3 separate regions of the Homo sapiens genome follow, and regions 1 and 3 are each linked to region 2. Evidence: read pairs that join two places in POLR2A ChIA-PET (ENCODE). Cell type or tissue: HepG2. All regions are shown on one strand.

Region 1 (5,000 bases), 130 kb before region 2:
CTCACTATCCTGCACCCACTGTCCGACAAGCCCCAGTGAGCTGAACCCGGTACCTCAGTTGGAGATGGAGAAATCACCCGTCTTCTGCGTGCTCATGCTGAAAGCTATAGACTGGAGCTGTTCCTATTTGGCCATCTTGAGAAGTATTTCTCATTAACTTGCCACCCTTATCAGTATGTCGTAAAGATATTTCCATGTTAAGATGATAGGTGATTGATTGACTGATTGAGATGTATATAAATGTAGATGGCTCTTTATAGCCATTGAGTAATATTTCATGGTATAGATTAGACATATTTTAAAAATCTCATTAAAAATCCATGAAATGGCAACTTAAAGCCAAGGTACTAAAACAGGACTACAAGGCTTTACACAGAACAAAGCGGAGGCTCCTTCATTGTGGTGCAGGTATTTATTGATGTGAGGTTTTTTTGGGGTTTTTTTTGAGACGGAGTTTTGCTCTTGCCCAGGCTGGAGTAGAATGGCACAATCTCAGCTCACTGCACCCTCTGCCTCCCAGTTTCAAGCGTTTCTCCTGCCTCAGCCTCCTGAGTAGCTGGGATTACAGGCATGTGCCACCACCACGCCCGGCTAATTTTGTATTTTTAGTAGAGACGGGGTTTCTCCATGTTGGTCAGCCTGGTCTTGAACTCCCAACCTCAGGTGATCCACCCGCCTCAGCCTTCCATAGTGCTGGGATTACAGGTGTGAGCCACCATGCCCAGCCTGATGTAAGTATTCTTTCTCTAACTTCACTTTAAATGAAATTGAGGATCTTAATCTAATATTGCTATTAAGCCTATTTGAGGGTTTTCATAGCCATAGCAGAATTAGACTTTCTGGAAGATTTAGGTGATTCCTTTTTCCAGAAGTCTTAAAGACTGTCTAGAGAGAGGCAGAGATACATGCTTCTGTTTCTCTGAATCTCAGGGAAGCCTTCTGAACAGATTTAGCAGTCCAGACAAGGGTGGGTGTGCCACCTTGTGTTTAAACACAACCACGAGTAGCAGAAAATAGCTGGGGTTTATGTTGCAGTTGTGGCTTTAAGAGCAGCCAGCACAAAGCTCTGGCCTAAACACCAGTTAACTCCCATTGCCCAAGGCCACTGAACTGAATGTTTGGATTGTCCCCCTGTATTTGTGCCTGCCCAGGAGCCAGCTCAGATGAGTAATAGCTTCTGCTGAAGAGGAAGCGGCTGAATACATCAGAGCATCTGGGCAGGACTTCTTGAAGCCCGACTGCCAGCGGAGACTGGCCTTGATGAGGAGAAGGCATCCCTGAGGGCCAGCTCAGCTCCTGAGAGCTACAGAGCCCCTCAGCAGAGGGATGGCCTGAGGCCTGCCTTCCAGACAACATTGTCAGCAGTAAAGTTGGCCATGTAGTGCCAACTACGTGGTTTCCACAAGTGTTTCTTCATGAATCTTCACAACATTCTGAGGAAAGTCCTAGTTCCCTAATGTGAATGAGGAAAACAGGCGGGGGGAGCCCGGCAGGGGTTGAAGTCACTTTTTCAAAGGAAGAGTCACAGCTGAGTCTAACTCAAGTTCACATGATACCAGTGAACTGAAGAGCACTTATAGCTGGGCATGGTGGCTCATGCCTGTCATCCCAGCACATTAAGCCCAAGAATTTGAGATGAGCCTGGGCAACATAGGGAGACCCTATCTCTACAAAAAATTAAAAGTAAAAAAATTAGCTGGGAGTGGTGGCACATGCCTGTGGTCCCAGGTCCTTGGGAGCCTGAGGTGGGAGGATTGCTTAAGCCCACGGGGGTTGAGGCTGCATTGAGCCGTGATTGTGCCACTGCACTCCACCTGGATGACAGAGTAAGACCCTGTCATTAAAAAAAAAAAAAAAAAAAAAAAAAAAACAACCACTATATGAGATACCATGGGAAAATTTACACCATTTCATTAATCTTCACAATAGTCCTACCAGATAGTATATTTGCTGGCAAATATCGATGAATAATATAATAGGGTTAAAGCAGTTCTACATTTAAATCTAAATGGTTAGGGGAATATTCCAACTCTGCCTCTAACCATCTGTGGCTTGCTATTCTCAAGAAAACTTATAATGTAAAATGTATCTTTGCAGCAGTTACATTACATTCAACCACTAGGGGGCAGCATCAACACAATTTTTCCAGTCTTCCATCTGTAAAGGAAGCAGGGTAGTTTGAGGGTGTTTTAATAGGTTGAGCAGCTGTGCAGGTTTGCCTGGCACTGAGTAGTTTCCCAGGATGTGGGGCTTTCAGTGCTTAAAAAACAGGAAAGTCCCAGGCAAACTGGAACAAGTTGGTTACCCTGGTGTTATATGTTGAAATGGTAGTGAGAATACTACTGTCATTCCCACTTTTACAGAAAAGGGAACCACGAGGAGTAGTTCGTCTGAGGCTCCACACGGCTGCTAGTGTGCAGCAGAGCTGGGATTCCCGCTGTGCCCATATCACACGCAGGACCATGCTCTTAAGCAGGGTATGTGATAATGCCTCCTGAACCATTTAGGACTGCCTTTGGTTCCGTGCTACCGAAACCTGATGACAGTGGCCTAAGCAATAAAGCCTTTCACTTTCGCCAGTGGCGCCATTATGTCATCAGGAACCCAGACTCCTGTTCGCCTCTCACTGGCCAGAGTGGGGCCCCTTGGCTACCTCTGCTGTAAACGAGTCGAGGGAAGTGAGGATCTTTATTGGGCACACTGCTGTCCCAAACAAGCTCAGCCTCCTTTCACTCGAGAAAAAAGGGAAAGTGGGTACTGGGTAGAGAACTCGCAGTGACTACCACACTCTCCAAAGCCACCATTACACTGAAGGTGTGGATGCTGCGCCACCCTGATCCCCCACTTCAGGACTTCTTCCCCCAGTTGCTGGTGGTGCTTGGCTGTCGGTGCTTTCAGGGCACTGCTCTGGAGCAGAGAGCCATCTGCTGAAGGACATGCTCCTTCCCAGGGCAGCCACATCCAATGATTGGTCAGAATAGGGATCGGAAGGCCCAGGGACAACCCTGAGGGGCCATCTCAGCTTCAGAGCGCCTTTGGGGTCAAGCCAAGGCCTTGTGACTACAACATAGCCCAACTTCTGCCTCATCCAGCATCCTTCACAGTGTTGAGAGCACTCCCCAGCAACCCCCTGCACACACGTCTGTCTCAGACTCTGCCTCCTGGGAACTGACCTGAATGGAAAGCAAGCAAATCCTAGAGGCTAAGGTCTCTGCTAGCATGGGCAGGAAAGCTGGACTCATTTCTAGAAAAGGGATAAGTATCTATTGATGACCAATAGATCTTCTATCACTGCCTTTGAGAGGCTTACCATTTTATTGCAGAAGCTAAGTATGCACATAGGAAGCAGTAGGAAAAATTTGATTTCAGACAATCCAAAGCTAATTACAGAGGGCTGTGACTTACCATTTGTTGAACAGATACCATGGGCTGGACACTAGGCTGAACATTCAACTAATGTAGTCTGTGTATCTCACAGTATGAGTGAGCACTTGAAGTAGGCATTTATTATCCCCATTTCACACGTAAGGAAAGGCTCTGAGCTCTGAGGCTCAGAGGTAGACGTGTACATAAGATCACACAGTCAATAGTAAGTGGCCAACTCAGGACTGGAAAGTGAATTATGCTAGACTATAAACTCTTCCAGGTCCCTCTAGCTTGGTACCTCTCCCTGCGCCCCCTACTCTGTTACGTCCACACAAGTGAATAAGTAAACTTGACACTTGGGCTACAGTCAAGAGTCTACTCTGCTCAAGGGGATGATCCCCTTCTTGCATCTCTGTTATGGATATTTATATTTCTAGCTCCTTTTGTTTCTTTTCCCATTTTTTCCTAATGTAGCTTTTCCAAGAAAACGGAATCTTGTTATAATAGATTGTCTTAGCCTGGTCTCCCTTGAAGCAGAGTCTGAGAAAAAAAAAAAAAAAAAAGCTTAAATGTAGTAGTTTGTTAAGTTGGTTAGGGGATGTGGTACCAAAGGAGCAGGAGTGAAAGAGGGGACAGAAGGGGAAGGAGGGAAAGCCAGTGTAAGGATGCACAGGGGCAACTGGGTGCTCTATCCCACAGGACCTCCTAAGAAGGCTTGGGAAATACATCTCAGAACTGTTCACTTGTGGGAAACATTTATCCATTGGCTACCAGCCACAGCTGCCTTCCCTGCTCTGCTGACTTGCATGTGCATGACTGCCCAGCAGGAGGGTGCCTTGTACACCATGGCATCAGAGAAACACTAGGGCAGGAGGCAAGAGAATCAATCTCTCTCTCTCTCTCTCTCCCTCCCTCCCCACCCCCATGTGTGGACACAGTAAGAAGGTGGCTATCTGCAAGCCAGGAAGAGAGGCCTCACTAGCAACTGAAAATGCTGTCTCCCTGACCTTGGACTTCTCAGCCTCCAGACCTGTGAGAAATAAATGTCTGTTATTTAAGGCAAAAAAGAGAAATCAGTAACTGGAAAAAGACTAAGAGGGTTGGAAATGGAGCACGAGATGCACTTTATGTGCAGGATGGGCCAGCACTTGTTGAGCATTTCAACGCCCAAGACATGCAGTGTGCTTTTTACGCAGAACCTTGTTTCATCTCACAGTAACCTGTGACTTAAAGATTATCATCCCCTTTTCTTTTTTTTTTTTTTTTTTTTTTTGGAGACAAGCTCTCACCCTTGTCATCCAGGCAGGAGTACAATGGCAGTAATAGCTCCCTGCAGCCTCAAGCTCCTGGGCTCAAGCAATCCTCCCACCTCAGCCTCCCGAGCAGCTGGGATTGCAGGCACGAGCTACCACACTCAGCTAATTTTCATATATTTTTTTGGAGATGGGGTCTTGCTGTGTTGCTCAGGATGGTCTCAAACTCCTGGGCTCAAGCAATCTGTCTAGCTTGGCCTCCCACAGTGCTGGGATTATAGACATGAGCCACCCCGCCCAGCCTATCATCCCCATTTTTAAGACAGGGAAAGAAACTGAGAGGAGAGGTCACTTGCCAAGGCCTCTCAGCCACGAAGTGGC
Region 2 (5,000 bases):
GCCCGGCCAGTATTTCCATTTTTTATGTGCCGGCCTCCACAGGATTGTGGAAGTGATTAAATTAATTAATATGCAAAGTGCTTTGCAACTTGAAATTTATCTGATAAAAGCAATTTTATTCAATATTGGGGAATTCAGACAGATGAAAATTGTAATTGGCAATATTTATGGTGACCATCCTCATGTAATGTTGATTTATAAACATATATCTTTTTATAGTATAGATTGTTCCTTTTGTAAATGAATACTGAGGGCCTGTTCTGTGTCAGGCACTGTTCCAGGTGCTTAAGATATGTCAGTGAAGAAAATCAAAGATTGGTACTCTTATGGGGCTTACATTTTTGCAAGCAGACAGACAATAAGTAAGTCCATTTTGTATGCAGTATATTGGAATGTTGAGGGCCGTGGAAAAGTCAAAAAGCAGAGCAGGGCAAGGGGGATCGTGAGTACAGGGGAAGGCGGCAGGTTGCCTTTTGGGGGATGGTGAGTGCAGAGGACAGAGGCATATTGCTTTTTGCGGGGATTGTGAGTGCGGGGGACGGCGGCAGGTTGCCTTTTGGGGGATCGTGAGTGCAGGGGATGGCGGCAGGTTGCCTTTTGGGGGATCGTGAGTGCAGGGAATGGTGGCAGCTTGCTTTTTTGGGGATCGTGAGTGCAGGAGACAGCAGCAGGTTGCTTTTTTTAGTCGGGGTGAGCCTGGTTTGTGTTTCAAATGCATGGTCATGTCACTTACTCGCCAGACATTTACTGCGTGCTCCTGCCATGTGCTGCGGCCTGGAGATACAGCAGTGAACAGTGAGCAGCCTAGAGAAGCAGCTCCTCCTGGAGCTTACTTTCTGGCGGGCAGAGTGGACAGTAAACAAGCAGGCAACGACGGGTGATAATTGCAGGTTGAGGTAAGCAGTATGAAGAAATAAACAAGGTGATGTGAGGGCAAACCAAAGGGGCAGCAGATAGAGAGATGGGGTGGCCCCTCCGAGGCGACATTTGAGCTGGGCCTGAAGCACGAGTCTGAGCCAGCCATGGGCAGTGCCGGAACCGTGTGCATCAAAGGCCACAGGGCCAGAAGAGACTGGGCAGGTAGAGTCCGCCCAGGGAGCCTGTGTGCCTGAGCAAAGGCAGCGCAAGGAGTGCAGTGGGAGGGAACGAGTGAGTCTGGAGAGTGGACAGCACAGGGCCTTGCTGGGCACTGGGAAGGGTCTGATTTTATCCTAAGATCAGGGGAAGTCCGCTGAAGGGCTTTGAGCAGGGCTTGACTTGATCTCATTTGTGGGTTTGTTTTTTCGTTTTTTGTTTTGTTTTGTTTTGTTTTTTTGAGACAGAGTTTCGCTCTTGTCACCCAGGCTGGAGTGCAATGGTGTGATCTTGGCTCACTGCAACCTCTGCCTCCTGGGTTCAAGTGATTCTCCTGCCTCAGCCTCCCGAGTAGCTGGGATTACAGGCATGCACTACCACACCCGGCTAATTTTTTTTGTACTTAGTAGAGATGGGGTTTTGCCATGTTGGTCAGGGTGGCCTTGAACTCCTGACCTCAGGTGATCCACCTGCCTCAGCCTCCCAGAGTGCTGGGATTACAGGCATGAGCCACCACGCCCGGCCTCATTTGTAGTTTTTAAAGATCACCCTACATACTGGATGAAGGATAAGCCGCATGAGCAGTTCCTCCATAGCCACCAATTAGGCAGATGCAGTCAGTTCTCAAGCTAATTCCAGCTGACATTTCTTGAACCCCCTGCCAGGTGCCATGGACCACACTTGGTGCTTTTCAGGCGCATCATCTCATTCACTCTTCACTGCCCAGTTTCTGATTTATCCAGGAAGTACCAATGTAAGCTGTGATTCACTGTCTTGCAGGAGAACCCAGAAACCCAGGGTGCAGAGGGGCAGGGAGTGGGGAGCGGCAGTGCAGTGGGGGAGGCGGATTTAGATTTAACACCAGAGCAGCAGCTGGTGCCTCGTCCATTTTAGGACAACTCATTCTTGTGATTAGCTGGAGGTTCACTCTTCTTCAGAAGCCAGAATGTAAACGGCTCTTCCCTGTGCCGTCCCCCAGAGGTAGCAATCAACTGAGAGGTACAGAGCCACCTTCCATTCAATCAGCCAGCCCTTTGGGTTCACAAGGAAATGACGGTTGGCTTTTGAAACCAATTCTTGATAAGCTCACCCCTAAAATGAAAATTTTCAGGGAACAGGAACCCTGTCCTGGGGAACTCTGGGACACATCATTCCCCACAGCATTCAGATTAAAAATACCTTCTATTAATACATTTTGGGGCCAGGCACGGTGGCTCACACCTGTAATCCCAACACTTTGGGAGGCCGAGGCAGGAGGATCATCTGAGGTCAGGAGCTTGAGACCAGCCTGACCAACATGGTGAAACCCCGTCTCTACTAAAAATACAAAAATTAGCCGGGCATGGTGGCAGGTGCCTGTAATCCCAGCTACTCCGGAGGCTGAGGCAGGAGAATCGCTTGAACCCAGGATGTGGAGATTGCAGTGAGTCGAGATTGTGCCATTGCACTCCAGCCTGGGGGACAAGAGCGAGACTTCGTCTCAAAAAAAAAAAAAAAAAAATATATATATATATTTGGGGGGGACTCTGAGTGTCAGTGGAATTTGGGTAAAACAAGAAATAGAGACACGGCACTCAAAAGGCTTCAGAGAGATTCTCTAAGCCTGTTTGCCAGATTTCTTAAGCAAGCAGGTGCCCAGGCAAGCTTGATCCTGAGATGAACCCAAGGCACACGAGCTACCCTGAAACACTGCTGCATTTCAAAAAGAAAAAAGAAACCCAGGACCTTTTCCCCCTTTCATCTTTCCAAACAAGCAACCTAAAATATTTAACTGGGCCCATTGCATCATTCATGAATCTGACAGTACTCGTTCTCACAATCCTATGTGCACGCAACTGCAAGTCCAGGGCCCTAATGTTTACCTTTTCCAGATAATAGGTGAGGTTGTCCAAGCTGGCCTCCCTCTCTGCTGAGTGCACTCCAGCAGCTTCCCGATGTTGGCCTTTAGAACAGCCTGAATTTCAGTTAAAAAATAAGCTTCCCCTGTCACACGATGCCTTCTTGAATCTGATAGCTTAAGTGCAGTAAAATCTGATAAATGTAGCTTTTCTGTGCCCGTTTCAGGCCACATTTAGAAGGCAACATCAACAGGATTTTCCTTTTCCTAGACACAGCTCAACTCCATAAAGGACTTCTGTTTTGTAATCTGTTTTCGAGATCTGATGCGTGTGTTTCTAACACCCCGTCACGTGAGGAGGTCTGACGTAGTCACCCAACATGACTTTGAGAAAATATACTGTAAAGATGTGTGTGGGATGGTACAGCCAGCTCACTGAAGCAAAATATCCTTTGTCGGAAAACTTTCCGCAGGGAATAACAGACCTGCGCAGTAGATTTCACTTTGATATGGCCCCTGTGCTGGCCCAGTATGGACTGCAGGTTTGACTTTTGCAGGATTCCAGGTCAGTATCCTAATACAGTGCGTTCTTTTTTTAGTTAGGTTTTATTTCTACGTTTCTTTTTATAGAAGACAACTTGCCATAGATGGAGGAGAAAGTTGCTCTGTCGATTCTGTTGTTATTATGTACGTTAGGAGCTGCGTGGCCAAGGGCTGGCAAGAGGGCTCTTGGCCTTTTCCTCTGATTAGAAGATTAAAAAAAATGGGGTTCAGTCTGGCCCTGGAGAGTGGCTTTGAATAAGTGACTTGTAGTTCTCACTAAGAATGTGGACTGAAAAGGTTTACTTAACTCTCCTCTCTGTAATGTCTTAGAGCTTTACTAATAAAAATATACCAGATTTTACTAACAAGCCCTATAAAGATCTGCATAATAGGTGCATTAGTTAACAATTTAAAGAGATTTTTCAAGATTCGTTTTGCATTGTAAGAATTAGAGTTTATATGGAAACTATCATTTTAAGTTTTCTTCTGTGCATTTCAGTAAGATCGCCTTAACTAATTGAAGGGAGAGAAGATTTAATTAAGCTGGAAATACTGGGAAGTAGTTAAAGTCAGATTATTGCCAAGAATTGTTTCCCTTATTTTCAAATTCATTCCCAGAATGAGTGAACCAATACTTAAAAGCAATATCCAGGATAGATTACTGTGATCAAGCTAACCTTTGAGACTTGGAAGGCAAGGATGCAAGCAATGATAGATTGATTGTATAAACAAATTGTAGGTAGCAACCTCAAAGAACAATTTTCACCTGTGTATAGTGTGGACCGGACTGTTGGTCCGCCTGGTTTTTCAGCCATGTTCAAACTCAAGAAATAGTCATTGCCTCAAACTTGGAAAATTAAGGACAGGTATGGAGAGTATGCATATCTGCATGACTGTGGGTGTGTCTATGTTTCTGTATTCCTTGGCCTCCATCTGTCTCCTGAGGATTTCTGCTTTGTGTTTCATCACATTTTTATTCACTGTCTCTTTAGTCCTTTTAGGCTTATATATATTTATTTTATTGAGTAAAATAATTTTTAAATAATTTCTTAGAAAAATTATTTAATTAAGATTTTTAATTAAAATTGTTTTGACTTTTGTTTTGTTTTTTTTTGTTTTTTTTGGTTAGCACAGCAGTTCTCAAACTTTTTGGTCCCTAGACTCCCTTACACTCTTACAGTCATTGGGTATGCAAAGAGCTTTTGTTTATCTGAGTTCTTTCTGTCAATATTTACCATATTCAACATTTTAAATGAGAATGTAAAGAACTATTAGATTGATGCAAAAGTAATTGCAGTTTTTGCCACTACTTTTAATTGCACCTACCTAATATTTATTAACTGATGGAAAATGACTGTGATAAATCCAACTGAATAATAAAATAACATTTTATTAAAAGTAACTATTTTTTAAAACAAAAAAATAATGAGAGGACTAGTACTGTTTTACATGTTTGCAAATATTTTAAAGTCTGGCTTGATAGAAAGACAGCTAGATTTTCATCTCTGCTCCTGCCTTCAGCCGTGGTATGCTGTTTTAGTTGAAG
Region 3 (5,000 bases), 110 kb before region 2:
TCCAAATGGACAGAAGATCAGTCAATCATCCATCCATCCATCCCGCCAGTGCTGATGACACGGTGATAAATCCTTATTCCCTAGCTTTTCCAGACTCTTCAAGGATAATCACTCTTCTACAGATAGTTATTTGTCCTGTACCCTTCTGTTTTGTCTGAATTAACAAATAGTCTTTTCCCTGATTGTATTCACAAAGAGGCCCCTTACTCTCACCACAAAACTATCTTCAAATCGCAACACAGCATGAAAAATTTCTGGGAGAGCCTTCTAGAAGAAACGTGTTCTCCATAAACTATGATGCCTGTGATCTATAGTCCCTGATCTGGCCTCCAGGTGTTTAACCCATCTCAGTTTTGGGTTTGCTCACCTCTGTCCACTGACTGTGCTTCCTACACATTCTGAATGGGCTATTACACCCCCAACTCCAATTCTTCAGGTTAGAGATTTGAGTGTGGTCATGAAGATTGATGGATATCAGTTAAGCAAAGGACATTGCGTAAATATTGAGCCTGGGAAAGCCAGGGACTTGAGCTCAATTTTTAGAGGTCAAAAATCATAAAGAAATCTGAAATTCAAGAAGCTGATTCCTAGGCAAGTGCAGACATCCAAGGGTTTCATGTTTCCTGTTAGGGCAGGCCTGGAGGCCTCAGTATAGATGAGCCTGAGCCTAAAGATGTGGATGCTTATATGGTCTTGCTGAGCTAAGAGAAAGATAAAAAAGGGACACAACCTCAGACTAGTTAAAAGTTGAAGGGGTAGGTTCTTTGGGCTCTGGTATTCCAAAGAAACTAGCCAAACTTGGCAGATTCAAGTTTAAACATTGTCTTTTTCTTTGTATAATCCCTATCTACATTCCAGTTGATTTTTCAACATGCCCCCTGCATGTTGCTGAATTTTAAGCTTCATGAGGGCATGTTCACTGCTGTGTCCCCAGCACCATCACCTAGAACAGTGGTAATCAACAAGCATTTGCTGAATCGATCATCAACAGATGTATATATGGGTAGATGGATGTATGAACAAATCTGTTTCCAATCCATTGTACAGTGCATACTCCTGGTCCCCATGATGATTTGTGATTCTCTCTGTGATAGGTCCCTTTGTCCAGCCATCTGCCTCTTGGTAGCTCTGAAGGCCCTTAGTCATTTGGCTCAAAATCCCTAGCTTTGGAGACTAGCTTCTTATTAACTAAGCCATTGCACCACTTGTTCTTGTAGCCTTAAATTAATTTGAGTTAATTCTTAACTGTTTCCCTTCTGTACGTGTGTCATTTAATGGTTTTCCTTTATCTGATTTTCCCCAATTCTTCCTGTGCATTTGTGGTTGTCCACAGAAGCCCTCTAGCCAAGGCCTCGGGCAGCCCTACCAAATGAATATGGGCACTTGAGTTTTCTAGGAGGGCTTTCCTGCTGCCCTGGGTCTCATCCAACTGGTATCCATCTAAACATTCCCACCCAGGGTTATTCATGCTAGAGGAAGAAGAATGCCCTTTCCAGAGCCAGTTCTTGGGGAAAAGAGGAACTGTTGATATAGCCAGAGCCCGAAAAGAAGATTACTCTGCAACAGCTAAAGGTTGGTGACATACTTTTTCTCCAACTTAGTGAAAGCTCTCTATGTTTGCTTTCCTTCTCATGAATTCCATTAGTGTATTTTCTCTAAATGACCCTTGGAACAGATAGGAAAGATTTTAAATCAATAGAATAAGCTTCATGGAGACCAAGAGTTTATCTATTATTGATTCCCCAGCATCTAGCGTAGTGCCTAACATGTTGATGCTCAATAAATCATTGATGAAGAAAGAAAAGAAAGACAGGTGGAAAGGAGGGCAGAAGAGAAAGAAAAAGGGTTTGGAGAATAGGTATGAATGTAAAAAGTGTTAATGTATTATTCAGAAATCATGTGACGATAACAGTCTTGTTTTCAAAGTAATTGGGTATATTATCCCTGCTATCTGGAGTCAATAAAGCAATTGAAGTTACTTTGTAAAATGAAGAGTGTATTTATAAAGATAAAATAATAGCAGACAAGCAGAATAACAACAAAAAAGGTATTCTTTGAAACTTAGGTTTAAACAGTAGTGATCATATATTAAGATAAATTCAAAACTCTGTAACATTAACAGCCGTTTGTTCTGTGTCTATGCCAGTTTTCAAAAGCAAACTAAAACAGTGAAGAACTTTATTTTGGTGTACAAACAGATGTCTTATGGATAAATGCAAGCTGATCATGGTGGTGATAGAATTGACTGCAACTGGTCCATTTGATATTTAGAAAAGGTCAACTAATCAGGAATGATACACTGAGGAAATTTACAAATATCTAACCTTCCTGCCATTTAGTAAAATTAACCACACAGTAATTTAGCAAAGGCTCAAAAATATTTAATTGTGTGTCAAGGAAAAACATTTCAGTGCAGGGGGAATAAATTAAGAAAATTAGCATTTTTTTAGTATCAGTCTTTCATTTATTTGAGATCATACATTGACACACTTCAGGTCCAGCAAGCCAACTTTAAATGACATACACTGTTCATTGCAAAAGAACCCACCTAAAGTGGAGATAGAAGGGGAGTAATTAAACATAGTTTGTACAGAGTCAGGCTGTTAAGACTAAGGGATTCTTTCTTCAGCAACCCGGGTAGCAACACATATTAAAGTTCTCAAGGTTAGGAAAAGTCACTATATTTGTATACTTCCTTAATTTGGGGAAAATAAAATGTAACCTAGGAGAAAATATAAAAACATCTCCAAGGCAAATTCAGAAAAATCTTCCTTTTAACACCAGCTTTGCAAAGATTGCATTAGTGAAGCATAGAGTTTGGTGAGTTGAAGTGTTTGCTAGACTAATTGAGACTACCATGATTAACACAACTGTAAAAAAGACAAACCAACAAACAAACACTCTTGATAATTTAAGCAGACGATGGCTGGTGACTAGCAAAACAAATAAATATACATCTTAGCTGCTGTGGGTTGTTCCTAAAGTTATAATAAGATGATTAAGGTTTTACCTGTGCGATCAATTTTACTTGTGAAACTGACTAATGAAAGTGTTCAGAGTCCCACACTTCAGCCAGTATAATTTTTGCCCCATCTTTTAACCACTTGTGCTGCCATTTAACATGTTTTTTCTTTAATTAAAAAAAAAGTAACAACATTTTTTAAACTTAGTGGATATTGCTATCTAAAATCATCTCGAAGAGGCATTCTTTGGAAAACATGTCAATACCAAAGTAATAACAATAATAATGATAAGTTAAGACTATTTCAAAGTAATTCTATGAGATAGAGACATACTGGTAGAGAAGAAATCAGAATCCTTAGAGCTCATGGGAAAATGTTGAGGTAAATCATATGCTCAGATTACAGTTTGCTCTTTGCAGCTTTATTTAAGAAGCAAGTTAATGTTTACATGACATTGAATTTCAAAGTCCAGGCAATAAGGAGGAAAAGAGAATGAGAGAAAAACAGTTAATGTGCTTTGCCTCCTTGCTCCTCCCAACCCATGGAGAGGCATGGGGGTTGCAGGGGAGCAGGGTGGGGGACAGGAAATGGCCACTGGAGGGAACAAAAGCAGGGGGGTTAAGGTTTTATCTTATCAGAGTGCAATAATGTTTTATTAAATTGTAAAAATTTATTGTGCTAAGATACAAGTACTATGTTTCCTAACTCACATGACAGTTATTCTTGTTAGAGTTTCAGTATCTTTAAATAATAATCCTCTTTTCTACAGTCTTGGTGTGAAACTCTGTGCCTTAATTCTCTTTGAAGTGATCCAATCTCTGATCATGTTGTGTTTTTTTACAATGATACTCTTGGTTTACAGGAACAAAGTGTTGTTTTTGGAACAAAGTAGGACTTTATTTATCTATAATACAATGAAAAGATCCTCTGCATCATTATTCTTTTCAAGTACTTCCTTTCCAATTCCTCCCTCTTGAGGGGGGTGGTGTCATTATTCCTGACTTTGCAGTTAGGCCAGGCTCGTTTGTGGCACCAGTAGAACAAAGGGTGAGGCTTTGCCAGATGGACCCCTGGACAAGGAGGCATCCTTCTAGGCCTGCTTCGAAGGGGACCTCCATGCCCGAAGGGAAGTCATTTTACCTGCATTTTAAAATCTTGTGATGTAGTTTTTTTGAGGTGTTTGTATTTAGATACATTTAGAAATATTAAGTCCCATAAAAGGTCCCTGTAAAGTCAGGCTCTATAGTTGACAGGCCTGTGTGTTCTTAAAAGGGTGTCTGAAAGAAAGGAAAAGAAGCTGAAGAGATGTTCTCTTCAAATGAAAAGGCAGGGTGAGATTTAAAAAGCTGACTGCCTCTTTCCTCAAGAAGGTGGGGCATAACTCCATACTCCTTAAGTGTGGGCCACACATAGACTTCCTTCCAAAGAGTACAGCATGGAAAGGGGGAAAAAGAGAAATCTGACAAACACTATCTTAGCCAGGCGATCAAGGTCAATATCAACAGTGATGATGTTGATGGTCTGTACCTTGATATGATGTGACAGGAACAGCACCTTACCTCTGCGGTCTTCCTCCCCCAAACCCATGACCCCAGTCCAACCGTGAGAAAAATGTCAGACTAAAATTGAAGAAAATTCTATAAATACTTGACCAGCACTTCTCAAAACTGTCTGGGTCATCAAGAAAACAAGGAAAATGTGAGAAACTGTCAAAGCCCAGAGGAGCCTAAGGAGACGTGACAACCAGATGGAATGTGGTCACCTGGATGCTTCCTTAGAACAGAAAAAGGACACTAGTTAAAAACTAAGGAAACTGAATAAAGCTTGGACTTTAGTTAATGATACTATATCTGTATTGGCCTGTTAGTTGTAAGAAATGCACCACACTAATGTAATACATGAATAATGGAGGAAACTGGGTAATGGGTATATGGGAATTCTTTGTACTATCTTGTCAACTTTTCTCAAAATCTAAAAACTACTGTAAAATAGAAAGTTTATTTTAAAAATATATAAAGCTAATTGCCAGGGAAACGA

The links. ChIA-PET counts read pairs that join two places held together with the same protein. Peaks named below come from ENCODE experiments on the same cell type or tissue, not always from the same donor. Only the 100,000 strongest peaks of a DNase experiment are listed, where the experiment ranks them.
Region 1: POLR2A ChIA-PET joins it to region 2 with 5 read pairs; 14 of 35 experiments call an interaction of 5 or more read pairs at or near these places.
Region 3: POLR2A ChIA-PET joins it to region 2 with 5 read pairs; 12 of 35 experiments call an interaction of 5 or more read pairs at or near these places.

The regions. Positions count from the first base shown.
Region 1 is chr3:141,301,452-141,306,451 of GRCh38, forward strand. LOC124909441 (a long non-coding RNA gene) reads left to right here and starts at 2,382. Exons shown (of 4, transcript XR_007096119.1): 1 at 2,382-2,477; 2 at 4,305-5,000. In HepG2, CTCF peaks have their summits at 987 (motif pointing left), 2,124 (motif pointing right) and 4,191; a DNase peak (open chromatin) is centred at 2,130.
Region 2 is chr3:141,428,768-141,433,767 of GRCh38, forward strand. The region is part of intron 5 of ZBTB38 (zinc finger and BTB domain containing 38); the gene reads left to right. Among named protein-coding and RNA genes, the nearest start is that of RASA2, 56 kb to the right of the region's middle. In HepG2, no CTCF peak of the experiment used is centred here; DNase peaks (open chromatin) are centred at 2,884 and 3,284; H3K4me3 peaks cover 2,316 bases.
Region 3 is chr3:141,322,885-141,327,884 of GRCh38, forward strand. It overlaps a transcript of ZBTB38 not described here. Among named protein-coding and RNA genes, the nearest start is that of ZBTB38, 43 kb to the right of the region's middle. In HepG2, no CTCF peak of the experiment used is centred here; no DNase peak of the experiment used is centred here; H3K4me3 peaks cover 384 bases.